Linked DNA regions of Homo sapiens: all the other regions are linked to region 1. A link is a loop called in an ENCODE intact Hi-C map of the cell type or tissue named here. Cell type or tissue: PC-9. All regions are shown on one strand. Each heading gives the region's core, and the rest is flanking DNA. Links, peaks and the distances in the headings are about the cores only. Region 1 overlaps SSUH2 (ssu-2 homolog). Region 2 has its middle 35 kb from the start of SSUH2. Region 3 overlaps CAV3 (caveolin 3).

Region 1 (5,470 bases), core at 202-5,201:
AGGGCAAGTGATGTCCAAGACCTCTTCCCATTCTGTCACCCTATGGATGAAGATCAAGAAGGAAGATCTTGATATCAGGGAGATAAATTCCTCCATAAGGGAAATCTCAAAGCCATAGATTCCAGGGACCTCCATCTATCAAAGACAGCTACTGCTCTGAAGCTTGTCTCATAGAATCTTTGTATAAATTCATGGGGAACTGAATTAGCTCTAGTTTGAGCCTGTCAGGGGAGATTTCCTGGGGCTGGCTGACTTCCCTGCAGACATGGGGGCACGTGGAACAGAAATCGCTGTTGTCAGCCAGTTCCAGCAGCCGAGGGTGTTGTGCATGGACCTCTCAGTTTCCCCACTGAGCCCTGGGAGGGTAACAGCTTCATCTTTTTGCATAATGCTCTGTCTTCATAAGGGGCACGAGTGTGAACATGCTGTTTTTTTCCTTTTAGTACCGTCTGGAGACCTTTAGTGAATCCAGGATAAGCGAGTGGACATTTCAACCCTTTACTAGTAAGTGAATTGTCTGAAATTAGTTTAACTGGGGGCAAATAAGTCAGGGTGCTGGTGGAAAATATCAGGACTTGGCTCAGGCACTCATCTCAAATAAGATGGTCTTCTGCTTGGAGCCTTGGCTTCCTTACCCCCTGCAAAATGAGAGGATGGACTTTCATCTCAGAGACTTTCCAGTGCTTATCTTAGGAAATGCTTCCTGCCCAGGAAGCAGGAGGTCCTGAAAAAGCCAAGCATTTGCTTTTGCTACAGTCTGGTGCTGCCACACGGGGCCGGGCTGTAAAGCAGCATGCGTGTCTAAGCATTCACCTACACCCCCTCATGCCACCCCTAATTCCTCCTAAGCTTCTAGGCCCCTGTGCTCCCCATTCGCCTTGCCACCCCACCTTCTGCTGAGCCCCCACTGGAGGCCTAAGCTTCTCTCTTTGGGAAGATCTATGTCCTCCTTGTTTTCCCTAACAGACCGCTCAGGTCCATTCTTCAAGACTCAGCTCACGTGTCACTTCTTTTAAGAAGCTTTTCAGGATTTCTCCTCCTGCTGCTCCCCTCCCAGCAGGATGGGCCAGTCTTCTGAGTTTTCAGAGCCCTTTATGCAACTCTTGTCCAAAGCATGTATCATATCCTATCATATCTTATTGTGATGGTGTGCTGTCTGTCTCCTTGAACAGAGCAAGAGGAAGAAGATGGGATGGTGAAGGGGATGGTGATGATAATGGTGACAATTCTTGTGTGTCATCCCCTCAGTATGTGCCATTCCTGGTGCTAACAATTTTATATACATTCTTCCGTTTAATTTTCACTACCATCTTGTATGGTAGGTGCCATGACTATCCCCATTTTAGAGATGAGAGAATGGAAGCTCAGAGAGGGTAAGAAACTTCTCTAAAGTCAAACAGCTAGGACATAAAAGAGCCAGGAGTCAAACCCAGATCTGTCTCTCTCTAAATCTTGGTTGCTTAGTCACTGCCTCCAAGGAAGGCCTTGACTATCCATCCCTGTAGCCCCAGGATCTAGACTCATGCCTGGCACCAACTGAAGGCTTCATGCTGTTTGCTGGATAAATGAAAGTTTATCCCTGCTGCCCTTCGTCATTCTTACAATGACCCCTTTCTGTGTCAGACCACTCTGTGGATGGGCCGCAAAGAGGCGCCTCCCCCAGGCTCTGGGACATCAAGGTTCAAGGTCCTCCGATGTTTCAGGAAGACACCAGGAAGTTCCAGGTCCCTCACTCGTCACTGGTCAAGGTAATACGATTAACGCGATTACTGGAATACTTGCCCTTCTCCCTGAGAGGCTTTCCAGGCACTGCATGTTTCCTCAAACTCATCCTTTGAAGGGAAACCCAAAATTCAGGCCGGTGCTTCATTTGTTGGTTATAAATAAACGTAATTTAATAAAACCTGGTATATGGAATGTAGTCCCAAATAAAATTCCAAGCAAATCTGGGAGTGTTCACCTAGCAAACAGATCATCCGATTTACAAATCGTCACCAGCTTTAGTGAGCAGTGACATTCCTGGACAGGTTGAGTGTAGTTTTCATCTTTTTTAAAAATTTATTTTAGCTTAAACAGCTGAAGGGCTGAATGAAATTGATATAAAATAAAAACTTAAAACCCTGCTGGGATTTTGCATGAGAGTCAGTAAGGAAACAGAATCTGACTTCCATCCTGCTTTATGGACATATATTCGTGGCGTGAAGGGAGAGGAGCCTAGTGGATTACAAAAACACGACTGAGATAGCTCATATTGTGTTCTTTTCCGGTTACTGCCTGCTTTACACTTTTGGACTGGATTTAAGGGTGCAATTTTGCTCTATGAGTTTTTACAGAGTTCTAAGATAAAGAGTACTTTGAGAGGTCGAGAAAGTGTTCTATTCCTTTCTCAAGGGGGCCAAGGCTATTTTAAATTAGTGATTAAATACTAGTAGCTAGCTCATTGCCTTTCATAAAAATCCTGTCCATTTTTTAATGGCTTCTGTTCCCAAAGACCACATTAGCTACCTTATGGGCAAATGCCATCAGCCTTTGTAGTTCAGCCTGGTAGGAAACCGTAGAGTGTGAGCTAGGATATGGGGCTCCCAGAACACGTCTCCCCTTGATGGCATCCAGATTGGGCTAGGGCTCAGAGGAAATGGTGACATGATCTCCTGATGCAGTCAAGCCTTCTGGAATCTTAGTCAAATGGGAAGGGCCATTTCTTTCCTGTGCCATCTTCCTATCCTGGTCCTGATCCACTCCACCTTCGGTTTAGATGGTGATGTTATGGGTGTGGGAGAAGTGGCCCTTGGGAAACTAGATCCCAAGAAAGCGTTGCACTTTCAGGAATGCCACAAATGCCATGGGCGTGGGCGGTACAAGTGCAGCGGCTGCCACGGGGCGGGCACGGTGAGTCATCTGTGAACCACTGGTGAGTCAGTGAGGGTGTGGTGGCCGGGGGATCCTGGGGACAGCGGGCTGGGCTGGTGGCCTGAGGCTCCCTGCAGTAACTGTGTCATCTCAGCCAAGTCATCCTCCCTTTCTGGGCCTCCATTTTCCCGTCTATAAAATGAAAAAGTGGGGTTGTGTGGTCTCTAATGACACTTTCACTTTGACAGTTCGATTTTAATTTTTCTCTTATTTTCTCATCCATCTACCAACATACACTGAATACCTGCTTGGCTCTGACCTCTAGGTCCTGTAAGAGGGCCAAGACCTGGGGTTCTTCTTACCAGGCAGTCTTTGTCAGCCAGGGAAACCAACAAGCAACTCCATTTGTCGTGCAGGGCAGTGGGTGCTGAGCAGGTAAAGTTTGGAAGGCTTGGAGAGACAAAGTAGACAGTGACACTTGAGTTAGTTTCCTTCGGCTGCTGTAAGCCATGACCACCAATGGGTGGCTTAAAACAACAGACACAGCTGGGCGTGGTGGCTCACACTTGTAATCCCAGCACTTTGGGAGGCCAAGGCGGGCAGATCACGAGGTCAAGAGATCGAGACCATCTGGGCTAACACGGTGAAACCCCGTCTCTACTAAAAAAAAATACAAAAAATTAGCTGGGCATGGTGGCGGGCGCCTGTAGTCCCAGCTACTCAGGAGGCTGAGGCAGGAGACAGGCGTGAACCCAGGAGGCAGAGCTTGCAGTGAGCGGAGAACGTGCCACTGCACTCCCGCCTGGGCGACAGAGCAAGACTCCATCTCAAAAAAACAAAAAACAAACAACAGCAACAAACCAGACACCTATTATATCACGGTTCCGGAGGCCAGAATTCCAAAATCAAGGTGTGGGCTAGGCTGGTTCTTCTGGAGGCACTGAGAGGGAAGCCATCCCCTTCCTCTCCCCCAGCTTCTGGGAGCTGCGGGCCGTCCTTGGTGTTCCTTGGCTTGTGACTGTGCCACTTCAGTCCCCACCTGCCTTGTCACCCAGCCTTCTCCCTGCATGTCTTTTTGTCTTCACATGGGCTTCTAATAAGAACACGTCATCGGATTTAGGCCCTACCTTGTCATATGACCTCATCTTAACTAAATGCATTTGCAAAGACTATCTCTAAATGAGGTCCCACTCTGGGATTCCAGTAAACTTGAACTTGGAAGGGCCGCTATTCAACCCAGCACAGGCCCCTCAGTGGCATTACTCATGGCATTAGTTGTCTTTTCAGAAACCTTCATTCAGGCCTATTAACAATCCCAGGGGGTAAAACCAAACTTCTCGCGTTCTTTGGTGTCCTGATTCGAGCCTCATCCTTTGGCCATGCTCTGACCCTGGCTACCGTGAACTGTCTTCTCCACCAGCCCTTTCATCCCTCGCCTGCTGGGTTTGCATCCCCAGCTCACTCCTGCACTGCCTGTGGGTCCCAGCGGTGGTCTTCCCTGGAATGTTTCTGGAGCCCACCATGAGCCCAACTGGGAGCACAGCCTAGGCCTTTTCTGGGGGCCATTTCTCAAAAGGAGCCCCCTGTCTCCAGTGCCAGGCCCCTGACCAGCGCCTGTGTCCCAGCTTCCTCTCAACACTTGGTAGGGGTCAGGTCTCAGGGGTTGTGGGGATCAGAGAAGAGGCAGGAGAGGCTGATGTCTCAAAAGAAACAGGGATCTTAGGGAGTGGAGGCTTTGAAAGCTACAACTGGAAGGATCCAAAGATACCCCATCTCCACCCCGCACCATTTTACAGATGAAGGGGCTAAGGCCCAGGGGGAGGAAGGTCACCAGGCTGGGATTTGAACCAGGTCTTGGGATGCCGTTGGCCCTGCTTCCTGGGAGGCCAGCGGGGGCTGAGGCAGTGGTGTGTCTGCAGGTGCGGTGCCCATCCTGCTGCGGAGCCAAGCGCAAAGCCAAGCAGTCCCGGAGATGTCAGCTGTGCGCGGGGTCCGGCAGGCGAAGGTAGGGGCATCTCCCCAGCACCGCGGTGAAGTGCTCTTGCTTTCTGGCTTTTCATTGCCTGCCCATCTGGAAGGCAAACAGGAACCCATCTGTCTCGTCACTGCTGTGTCCCCAGAGCTCTGCACGTAGTAGGTGCTCTGTGGTTATTTGAAGAGTAGGTGAGCTTTTCTCAAGGCCTGGCATTTCTGGACAAGGCTGGAACTCGTCATGCAATATATGTGGAAAGAGTGTGAAGAAAGAGCCACTGCAGGGAGGAAACACAGGGACGGGGTTACCAGGAAAGGAGACCTCTCCCGCCCACGGGTTGGGAAGTGAATATCAAAAACCACCTAAAGGCCAGATTTTTAACTCACTGAGGATCAGTTCCTGGGCAAGCCCCTATTTATAACTCATTTTGGGGTCTGAATGGAGGAGGAGTCAAGGAAAGTTGGTTGATTGACTAAACAATAAACAAAATTTCATCACTGCTCACAGCTTTGCAAACACTGGGCCATTGCATTTTGTAAATCCTATCCTTTAGTGTATTTATAACTTTTTAAGGGAAACAGGAAACCGTGAGGAGTAAAAATACTCAAGGTTGGGTTGGTTAATGATACTTTTGCCTCATTAAAGCCC
Region 2 (5,470 bases), core at 186-5,185, 50 kb before region 1:
CTGATGCCCAAGGCTGGTCCCGGAGGTCAGGTCTGCTAGAGTCAATTGAGTCCAACACTTCTACACAATCAGGCTCGACAGGGCTCTCTGATACCGGGAGCAAGGTGGCGGGGTGTAGGGTGTTACAAACTTCAATGGTTATATGGGGATTTTCACAGAGCAAAGTTTGGTACTGGGTGAGTGTGGCATTCGTTAGCCAATGGTGTCCTTTAGTATTCATTAAAGTCACCACAGCACAGGGGGCCTTTATGTTCAGGTTTTGCCCAAGAGTCAGCTTATTTGCTTCTTGTACTAGCAGGGCAGTTGCTGCCAAGGCCCTCAAACAGGGGGGCCATCCTTTAGAAACCCTGTCTAGTTGTTTAGAGACGTAGGCCACCGGCCTCAGCCAGGGCCCCACAGTTTGGGTTAAAAGTCCAGCTGCCATCTTTTCTCTCTCTGACGCATACAATGGAAAAGGCTTTGTCAGATCGGGTAGCCCCAGGGCTGGGGCTGCCAGAAGTTTTTACTTTAACTCATGAAAGACTTGCTGTTGTTGGGATCCCCCTTGCAAAGGTTCCCGGTCCCCGCCCCCTTTGTGATCTCATAGAAAGGCTTGGCTAATACTGCAAAGTTTGGAATCCACAGTCCACAAAACCCCACAGCTCCTAAGAATTCTCTCACCTGCCTTCTGCCCTTAGGCTCTGCTAGATTGCAAATGACCTGCTTTCTTTCTGATCCTGGGCTGCGTTCCCACCCCTGTCAGATAGTAAATCCCAAGTAAGGTACCTGCTTTCGGCAGCTCTGAGCTTTCTTCTTGGACACCTAAAACCCACAGTCCTCCAGGTGGGTCCTAAGGATCTTAGGATCTGCGATGGGGTTCCTAAGCCAGGGGGGGAAGAGGGGCTGGCTCTCAGTCCCCACCCTGCGGTGGGTGCCTCCCCACCCTGTGCTGGGCGTCCTAAGAGCCAGAGGGGGAAGAGGGGCTCGCTCTCACTCCCCGCCTCCCAGGGGGTGCCTCCCCCCGCTGCGATGGGGGTCCTAAGAGCCGGGGGGAAGAGGGGCTGACTTTCAGTCCCCATCGCACGGGGGGTGCCTCACCCTCCTGCGATGGGGGTCCCAAGAGCCGGGGGAAAAGAGTGGCTGGCTCTCAGTCCCCGCTTCGTTGGGGGTGCCTCCCGCCCCCCATGGGGGTCCGAAGAGCCAGGGGGGAAGACGGACTGGCTCTCAGTCCCCGCCTCGTGGGGGCTGCCTCCCCCCTACGACGGGGGTCCTAAGAGCCAGTGGGGGAAGAGGGGCTGGCTCTCAGTCCCGGGCTCGCCGGGGGTGCCTCCCCATCCTGCGATGGGTGTCCTCAGAGCCAGGGGAAAAAAGGGGCTGGCTCTCAGTCCCCGAGCCGCGGGGGGTGCCTCCACCCCCGCGATGGTGGTCCAAAGATCCAGGGAGGGAAGAGGGGCTGGCTGTCAGTCCCTGCCTCACGGGGTTCCTCCCACCCTGCGATGGGGGTCCTGAGAGCCAGGGGGGGAAGAGGGGCTGGCTCTCATTCCCCGCCTTGCATGGGGTGACTCCCCCCCCTGCTATGGAAGTCCTAAGAGGCAGGGGGGGAAGAGGGGCTGGCTCTCAGAACCCGCCTCGCGGGGGTGCCTCTCCCCCCTGCTATGGAAGTCCTAAGAGCCAGCGGGGGAAGAGGGGGTGGCTCTCAGTCCCCGCCACTTGGAGGTTGCCTCCCCCACTGCGATGGGGGTCCTAAGAGCCAGGGAGGGAAGAGGGGGAGAGGATGATAATAATTCCAGCATCACAGGCAGTGTTCACCCAGCCTGTCAAATTGTTATTAATATCCTGAAAGGGAGAGGATGATATTACTCCCCATAATAGACAGATACGGCTCCCCATAATAGAGAACGAGGTGTACACCCACCCTGCAATATTCTTTCCAATATTCAGAGGCCGAGAGGTTGATATTACTCCAAATATCGCAGTAAGTATACACCCCTGTGTGAGATGCTCCTTCATAATATACCAAGGCGGAGGGGGTGATATGACTTCATGTATGGCAGAAAGTGGAAACCCCCAGGGATGTTGTACCCACGATCCTGGAGGGAAGAAGATGATATTACTTTCAATATGACAGAAGGTGGACACGCCCTCACTGATATTGTTTCTAATTTCAGCGTGGGAGAGGAGGATATAACACACGATATCGCAGGGAGTAGAAACACCCCTGTGATACTGTTCTTAATATTCAGGGAGGAAGAGGATGATATTACTCCCAGTACAGACAGGTGTATACCCTCTGTACACCGAGGGTGTACACCCATCTGTGAAACAGTTCATAATCTCCAGAGAGCGAGAGGATATGACTCACAATATGGTAAACAGTCTGTGAGTCCACCTTGGATCCTAAGAGCCAGAGAGGGAAGAGGGGCTGGCTTTCAGTCACCACAGCATGGGGGGCCTTTATGTTCAGGTTTTGCCCAGGAGTCAGCTTCTTTGCTTCTTGTACTAGCAGGGCAGTTGCTGCCAAGGCCCTCAAACGGGGGGCCATCCTTTAGAAACCCTGTCTAGTTGTTTAGAGACGTAGGCCACCGGCCTCGGCCAGGGTCCCACAGTTTGGGTTAAAAGTCCAGCTGCCATCTTTTCTCTCTCTGATGCATACAACGGAAAAGGCTTTGTCAGATCGGGTAGCCCCAGGGCTGGGGCTGCTGGAAGTTTTTCCCTTAACTCATGAAAGACTTGCTGTTGTTGGGATCCCCCTTGCAAAGGTTCCCGGTCCCCGCCCCCTTTGTGACCTCATACAAAGGCTTGGCTAATACTGCAAAGTTTGGGATCCACAGTCTACAAAACCCCACAGCTCTTAAGAATTCTCTCACCTGCCTTCTTCCCTTAGGCTCCGATAGATTGCAAATGACCTGCTTTCTTTCTGATCCTGGGCTGCGTTCAGACCCCTGTGGGATAGTAAATCCCAAGTAAGGTACTTGCCTTCCGCAGATCTGAGCTTTCTTCTTAGACACCTAATACCCACAGTCCTCCAGGTGGGTCCTAAGGATCTTAGAATCCGCGATGGGGGTCCTAAGCCAGGGGGGGAAGAGGCACTGGCTCTCATTCCCCGCCTCACCGGGGGTGCCTCCACCCCCTTCGATGGGGGTCCCAAGAGCCAGGGGGGGAAGAGAGGCTGGCTCTCAGTTCCTGCCTCGCTGAGGGTGCCTCCCCTACCTGCGATGAGGGTCCCAAAGCCAGGGGGGGAATAGGGGCTGGTTCTCAGTCCCCGCCTCCCGGGGGGTGCCTCCCCCCGCTGTGATGGGGGTCCTAAGAGCCAGGGGGGGAAGAGGGGCTGGCTCTCAGTCCCCTCCTCCTGGGGGATGCCTCCCGCCAATGCGATGGGGGTCGGAAGAGCAAGGGGCGGGAAGAGGGGCTGGCTCTTAGTCCCCGCCTCATGGGGGGTGGCTCCCCCCCTCCGATGGGGGTCCTAAAAGCCAGGGGGAAAATTGGCTGGCTCTCAGTCCCCGCTCACGGAGGGTGCCATCCCCCCTGCGATGGGGGTCCCAAGAGCCAGTGTGGGGGAACAGCGGCTGCCTCTCAGTCCCCGCCTCGCGGGGGTGCCTCCCCCCCGCAATTTGGGTCCTAAGAGCCAGGGGGGAAAGAGGTGCTTGCTCTCAGTCCCCGCCTCGCGGGGGGTGCTTCCTCCCCTGCGTTTGGTGTCCTAAGAGCCAGGGGGGGAAGAGGGGCTGGCTCTCAGTCCCCACCTCGCGGGGGGTGACTCTCCGCCCTGCGATGGGCGTCCCAAGAGCCAGGAGGGGAAGAGTGGCTGGCTCTCAGTCCCCGCCTGGCGGGGGGTGCCTCCCTCCCTTGCAATGGGGATCCTAAGAGCCAGGCTGGGGGAAGAGGGATTGGTTCTCAGTCCCCGCCTCGTGGGGAGTGCCGCCTCCTCTCCCTGCGATGGGGTCCTAAGTGGCAGGGAGGGAAGAGGGGCTGGCTCTCTTTCCCCGCCTCGCGTGTGGTGCCTCCCCCCCCCACGTTGGGGGTCCTAAGACCCAGGAGGGGAAGAGTGGCTGGCTCTCAATCCCCGCCTCGCGGGGGGTGCCTCCCCCCACTGCGATGGGGGTCCCAAAAGCCGGGGGGGAAGAAGGGCTGGCTCTCAGTCCCTGCCTCGCGGGGGGTGTTCCCCCCTCTGTGATTGGGGTCCTAAGAGCCATGGAGGGAAGAGGGGCTGGCTCTCAGTCCCCGCCTCGCGGGGGGTGCCTCACCCCCTTGCAATGGGGGTCCTAAGAGCCAGGGGGGGATAGAGGCGGAGAGGATAATAATTCCAGCATCGCAGGCTGTTCACCCAGCCTGTGAATTTGTTATTAATATCCTGAAAGGGAGAGGATGATATTACTCCCCATAATAGACAGATATGACTCCCCATAATAGAGCACGAGGTGTACACCCACCCTGTGATATTCTTCCCAATATTCAAAGGCCGAGAGGTTGATATTACTCCAAATATCACCGTAAGTATACACCCCGGTGTGAGATGCTCCTTCATAATATTCCAAGGCGGAGGGGGTGATATGACTTCATGTATGGCAGAAAGTGGAAACCCCCAGGGATGTTGTTCCCACGATCCTGGAGGGAAGAAGATGATATTACTTTCAATATGACAGAAGGTGGACACGCCCTCACTGATATTGTTTCTAATTGCAACGTGGGAGAGGAGGATATGACACGCGATATCGCAGGGAGTAGAAAAACCCCTGTTATACTGTTCTTAATATTCAGGGAGGAAGAGGATGATATTACTCCCAGTACAGACGGGTGTACATCCGTCTGTGAAACAGTTCATAATCTCCAGAGGGGGAGATGATATTACTCACAATATGGTAAACAGGCTGTGAGTCCACCGCAGATCCTGAGAGCTGGTGGTGGAGTGGGTGTGTGGGGCTGGCTCTCAGTCACCACAGCATGGGGGGCCTTTATGTTCAGGTTTTGCCCAAGAGTCAGCTTATTTGCTTCTTGTACTAGCAGGGCAGTTGCTGCCAAGGCCCTAAAACAGGGGGGCAATCCTTTAGAAACCCTGTCTAGTTGTTTAGAGACGTAGGCCACCGGCCTCAGCCAGGGCCCCACAGTTTGGGTTAAAAGTCCAGCTGCCATCTTTTCTCTCTCTGATGCATACAATGGAAAAGGCTGTGTCAGATCGGGTAGCCCCAGGGCTGGGGCTGCCAGAAGTTTTTCCTTTAACTCATGAAAGACTTGCTGTTGTTGGGATCCCCATTCCAAAGGTTCCTGGTCCCCGCCCCCTTTGTGACCTCATAGAAAGGCTTGGCTAATACTGCAAAGTTTGGGATCCACAGTCTAGAAAACCCCACAGCTCCTAAGAATTCTCTCACCTGCCTTCTGCCCTTAGGCTCCGATAGATTGCAAATGACCTGCTTTCTTTCTGATCCCGGGCTGCTGAGTTCGGACCCCTGTTGGATAGTAAATCCCAAGTAAGGTACCTGCCTTCGGCAGCTCTGAG
Region 3 (5,000 bases), core at 1-5,000, 110 kb before region 1:
ACATGAGACCTGGTTGTTTAAAAGAACCCGGCAGCTCTCTTGCTCCCTCTCTCGCCATGTGATATGCCAGCTCCCCCTTTGCCTTCTGCTATGATTGGAAGCTTCCTTAGGCCTCACCAGCTGCAGATGCCTGCACCATGCTTCTTATACAGCCTGTAGAACCATGAACCAAAATAAATCTCTTTTCTTTATAAATTACCCAGTCTCAGGTATTCCTTTATAGCAATGAAAAACAGACTGACACTCACCATCTATCCACTCATTCATCTATCCATCTATCCACCTATCTGCCTGCTCATCTATCATCCATCTATCCATCCATCCTTTCATCCATCCATCCATCCACCCACCCACACATCCAAATAAATACTGATTGATTACCCACTTTGCCCAGGCACACTACCTCTTGAGCAGTGCTTAGCACAATGCCTGGCTATTGTGATGGTAATATTGCTCAGTGATGGTAATTATTCCTTCAGGTGCTCTGAAGATTCCTCGAAAATACATCTGAGAAATTCTTTTGACATCCCGGATTATTCTCCAGCCTACTTAGTTATAAATGAGTCTGCGTGTGTCTCAGTCTGTGCTGATAAGACGGATGGAGTCCTCCTTTCCTTACAGTAGTAAGTACAGTACTTACAGTAATAATCCTACCGCCAATGGCTTCTGTATGTGTCTTTTAATTATCTTTCTTCTTCTTCTTCTTCTTTTTTTTTTTTTTGGTGTTTGCAGAAGCCATTGGTGCTAACATTTGAATTATTTCCAGGGATTGCCTTTGGGTGCTGTGTGTGGGGCAAGTGCTCTATTTTCTGTGAATCTCAGAAAACATGCTCTCAGAGGGCTGGGCTGGGCTTGGAGGAGGCAGCTGTTCCCCTAGCTCAGATTTGAGCATTGAGAGAGCTTTGGCCACAGCATGCTAGTTTGGGGAGATATTTATAAGGCCCGGCTCAGGCAGCTCTAGGCAGCTGTACCATGCAGCACAAGCATACGGTGACTTCATTTCTTAATTCCTTTCCAGAAGAGAGGAGATGGCTTTTTCTTGGAGGGTGGTGGGCTGAAAGCCTGCATCTGCGTGCTGAGGCTCAGGACACTGTGTGCAGTTGGAGAGAGGGGCTGGAGGGTGAGGAAGGGGGAACGATGGTGCACATTCTGTCGGTGTCCCCTTCTGTGGCATATTTATTTTTGGAACAGCAAGAGACCCAGTTGATTAATTGAAACCAGCCAGCGCAGTCCCCGCAGTCTCTGAGAGGGCGGGGAAGGTGTAGGATAGCAGGGCGGGGGATTGCTTGAGGATGCGGGGGAGGACAACAGTCACCCGGGGTCGAAAATACCTCCCCCAGAGTCCTGCATGACTCAGTCCGTAGGCATCCAGGACCTTGGACAATTCAAATAGGATATCTGTGGGTGGGGAAATAGCTCTTAGCAGGGTGGGGAGGTATATGGTCCCAGTATCCACTGGCCATTGAGTTACTGTATGATTTGGGGCATGGTACTTTCCCTCTCTGAGATCCTAGGTTTTTTGTTTGTTTGTTTTCTTTTTTCAACTCTACACAGAGACGATTGGGCCAAGATCTGTAATGACACGGAGTTAGCTTCAGAGTCAGAAAACCCAAGTGAGAGGCTTAGCTTTTGCCAGATCCCAGCTTCCTCCCCTATTACCTTGCTACTTAAAAGGCAGTTCACAATCAGTGTGTCCTGTCTCCCAACAAGGTAATTATAGAAGTTGAGAGTGCTTAGAAATATTCATAGAAATTTGATGCAGTAATTTTATGTTTATTGAATCTAACAATAAACATTGGTGCTTGTAACTGTACGGCTGTTTTCATTTCATTTTTCCAGTGATTAATTTTTGTTGCGTTTTGCAAAAGTATAGCTGTGCAGTGGATTAGAATAATAATATTAAAACTGGTCCTTCACTCAGTTTTAGAGGCACTGGCCTACAAAGTAGGAAGTAAAATGAGGTGATAGCTGCAAAAACTGTAAAAATGACAAAGCTCTGCATCTTTTGTTATAAAAGGTAGCAACAAAAGAATACAACTGTGTACAATCTGGGATAACCATGGTAACACCCACGATGTATATGGCCCTTTATGCATGTCAGTTTGGGGCCATGTATCTTACATGTGTTATTTCACATGGCACGTAAGGGACTGGCAGAGTGACGCTCAGGTCAGCCTGACAGCAGGGTGATTGAAGGGGCCAGATACCCCAGCAGGGCCTGAGGCCAGAACACAGCATAGGCTGGCTCTGATGGGTGGAGGAGGTGGCCAGGCATCATCTGGAGCTTGGAGTTGAGAACATCTGTGACTCCTCCTTCAGGAGGGTGCTCTAGGAGTTGAGAGCATCCTAGGTAGGACCATATATCTACCCCCATCCTAGTTCCCTCCAGCCTCTCTTTTCAGCTCCAGGTCTACCTTAAGGGACCTAGGACACCTGGGCTGGGGCATAACAGGACTTGGTTTTATGTAAAGGAGCTGGGAAGAGACTGAGATAACAGAGGGCTGCAAGGAGAGAGACAGAGAGAGAAGAACCTGCCAGAAGAAGCTCCTCAGCAATCCACTAAGCCCTGATCTTTGCCTCACTGCCTGTCCCTTCCCATCCGCTCTTCTGCTCTCTCAATCTCTGCCTTCAAGAAATTTGGTGCATATTGGAATAGGGAGGAATAGAAGTACCCTGGGTGGAGCTCTGGGCTTGGCTGTGCACGAGCTTTCAGTGGGTGGTTTGCTGGTCTCCAAAGATGACCCTCCATTAGTCATGCTTCTCGGTGTTTGTCCTCAGGTAGTCTCATCCCATCTTGAGTCTGGGCTTGCCCTGTGACTCACTTTAACCACAAGAATGTGGCAGAAAGGATGTTGTGCCAGTTCTAGAACTAAGCCTTCAGAAAGCCTAGCACCTTCTGCTTTTAGGAGCACTGAGCCCCCATGTTAGAAGTCCACTTTTATACTCTGCTCTGGAGACTAGCAGAATTAGAAATGCACTGCTGAATGCTGCTCGAGAGACTAATGGAGAGGCCATGTGAATAAGGAGGCCTGAAACTACATGGAGATAGAGGGCCAGCCACCCCAGCACCACAGCTCAGCTGTGCCTCCCAGCCATCTCTGCCAGTCCTCCAGGGCTATGAGTGAACCATCTTGGATGTTCTAGCTCGGTGGAGCCCCCAGGTGATTGCAGCCTCAGCCACCATCTGACTGTAGCTGCATGAGAGGCCCCCAGTGGGACCAGCAGGACTGCCAAGCTGAGCCCTGCCCACCCACAGAACTGTGAGAAATAAAAAAATGGTTGTTTCCTTAAGCCATTAAGTTTTGGAATGATTTGTTACTCACAATTGATAACTGATACAGTCTGTCTTTAGGGAAAACAAGGGATAACTCTGGGCTCCAGGTGTCTTCTATAGGATGAATGGGACTTGGTTGCTGACAAGCTGACAAGTTTGAGCGTGAAACTCTTTTTTTTTTTTTTTGGAGAAGGAATTTTGCTCTTGTTATCCAGGCTGGAATACAGTGGTGCGATCTCGGCTCATGGCAACCTCTGCCTCCTGGGTTCAAGCAATTCTCCTGCCTCAGCCTCCTGAGTAGCTGGGATTACAGGCACCCACCACTACACCTGGCTCTTTTTTTTTTTTGTATTTTTAGTAGAGACAGGTTTTCATCATGTTGGCCTGGTCAGGTTTTGAACTCCTGACCTCAGGTGATCCACCTGCCTTGGCCTCCTAAAATGCTGGGATTACAGGTGTGAGCCACCGTGCCTGGCCTGAGCATGAAACTTTTATGCTCAAACATTAAAGTGTAAACATTCACCAGCTCAGCTGAATAAGAACTTCTGGGGGCAAGGCCAAGGAATCTGCAGTTTAGTAAGTGCCCCCACCACTGGACCCTGGGAAAGTGGACTGCATTTTGAAAAACTCTAGATCAGTTGATACCCAGGAGTCCTCATAACACTAAGTTGTAATACCTCAGTGTGAATTAGTCTGATGCAGCTCTTCTTAGAGGTCATTGACAGAGGGCAAGACATTTCCAAAAGGAAGGAATTGCCAATATGGAATGACAGGTGGATTGGATGACCCTCTATTATTTAGTTTCAACCTGCCCTTCCTGCCTTCTCTCCCACAAATTCCCTTTCAGATCCTCTGTCCTAATCCTCTTCGATAGTTCATTATTCTTCTGCAGACAGAGCAGCGAAGTGTTATCTGTTGTACCCACTATGACTAGCTGATGGTGCATGGCTTCCATGGAGCAGTGCTGTGATCCATTAGTCATGGAGCAGTGCTGTGATCCATTGTCATGTCTGCCATGAACACTGGAAGGGGCAGTGGTAATGACAGCCTCTTACGTTTGCCAACTCTGCCCAACATTCTTCCCAGTGTTGGGAAAGCCTTTGCTTATTCCATTTCTTCTTGGAAAGCTTTGTTCCTCCATTTCACATTTTTAATTTTTCTCATTTTTATGATGCACCATGGATACCACCTGTCCATATAGCTGGCTTCTGATTTTTCCAGATGAAAGTAATTCTTCCTCTCCTAACCTCCCATGACACCTAACCTGGCACTCATTTACGGTGTTCAGCTCCTTCTCCTGTATGTTCTCATTGTTCTCCTCTCATCTTCTCCCCAGGAATGGATTCCCCGCCAAGGGAGGTACCAGGTCAGTTTCTTCTTTGTGCAACAGGGTGTCCCTGATGAGCACAAACCTGGAACAAGTGTTTGTAGGGCTGGTGGGCATCTGGTTCCTCTGGGTGTTGTGTAGCCTGAGCCGGGGGGCAAATGGGTGTTTGTTTTTCTGAAGAAGGCAGGCGTTCTGTGGCAGATGTGGGTGGAGGGGGTTGGGGAGTAGTATCATGGAGAGGCTGGGATCCTATCTATCTCCTTCCCCTGCTTGAAGGGCAACTTGGGAGAAGCTCAAGAGGGAGGAGTTGACTGCAGAAGCTGGGATACCTGCATAACTCTCAGGTTCAAGCATCACTGCTTTAGGGCCCTGGGGGCCTATGTGTGAGTCAAGAAAGGG

What was found. A loop is a pair of places that touch in the nucleus more often than their neighbours do. Peaks named below come from ENCODE experiments on the same cell type or tissue, not always from the same donor. Only the 100,000 strongest peaks of a DNase experiment are listed, where the experiment ranks them.
Region 2: a loop joins it to region 1, with 4 times the contacts of the local background. A loop is called at or near these places in 3 of 110 quality-filtered maps.
Region 3: a loop joins it to region 1, with 11 times the contacts of the local background. A loop is called at or near these places in 2 of 110 quality-filtered maps.

Annotation. Positions count from the first base shown.
Region 1 is chr3:8,627,083-8,632,552 of GRCh38, reverse strand. It overlaps SSUH2 (ssu-2 homolog), which reads left to right. Exons shown (of 12, transcript NM_001256748.3): 5 at 444-504; 6 at 1,624-1,748; 7 at 2,827-2,889; 8 at 4,770-4,855. Among named protein-coding and RNA genes, the nearest start is that of SSUH2, 15 kb to the left of the region's middle. RefSeq lists an enhancer at 2,941-3,030. In PC-9, for the core only: no CTCF peak of the experiment used is centred there; a DNase peak (open chromatin) is centred at 2,892; H3K27ac peaks cover 1,679 bases.
Region 2 is chr3:8,677,243-8,682,712 of GRCh38, reverse strand. It overlaps a transcript of SSUH2 not described here. Among named protein-coding and RNA genes, the nearest start is that of SSUH2, 35 kb to the right of the region's middle. In PC-9, for the core only: no CTCF peak of the experiment used is centred there; DNase peaks (open chromatin) are centred at 2,332 and 2,662; H3K4me3 peaks cover 1,953 bases; H3K27ac peaks cover 4,305 bases.
Region 3 is chr3:8,738,082-8,743,081 of GRCh38, reverse strand. The region is part of intron 1 of CAV3 (caveolin 3); the gene reads right to left. It also overlaps a transcript of OXTR not described here. Among named protein-coding and RNA genes, the nearest start is that of CAV3, 6.8 kb to the right of the region's middle. In PC-9, for the core only: no CTCF peak of the experiment used is centred there; DNase peaks (open chromatin) are centred at 1,401 and 2,791; H3K27ac peaks cover 3,003 bases.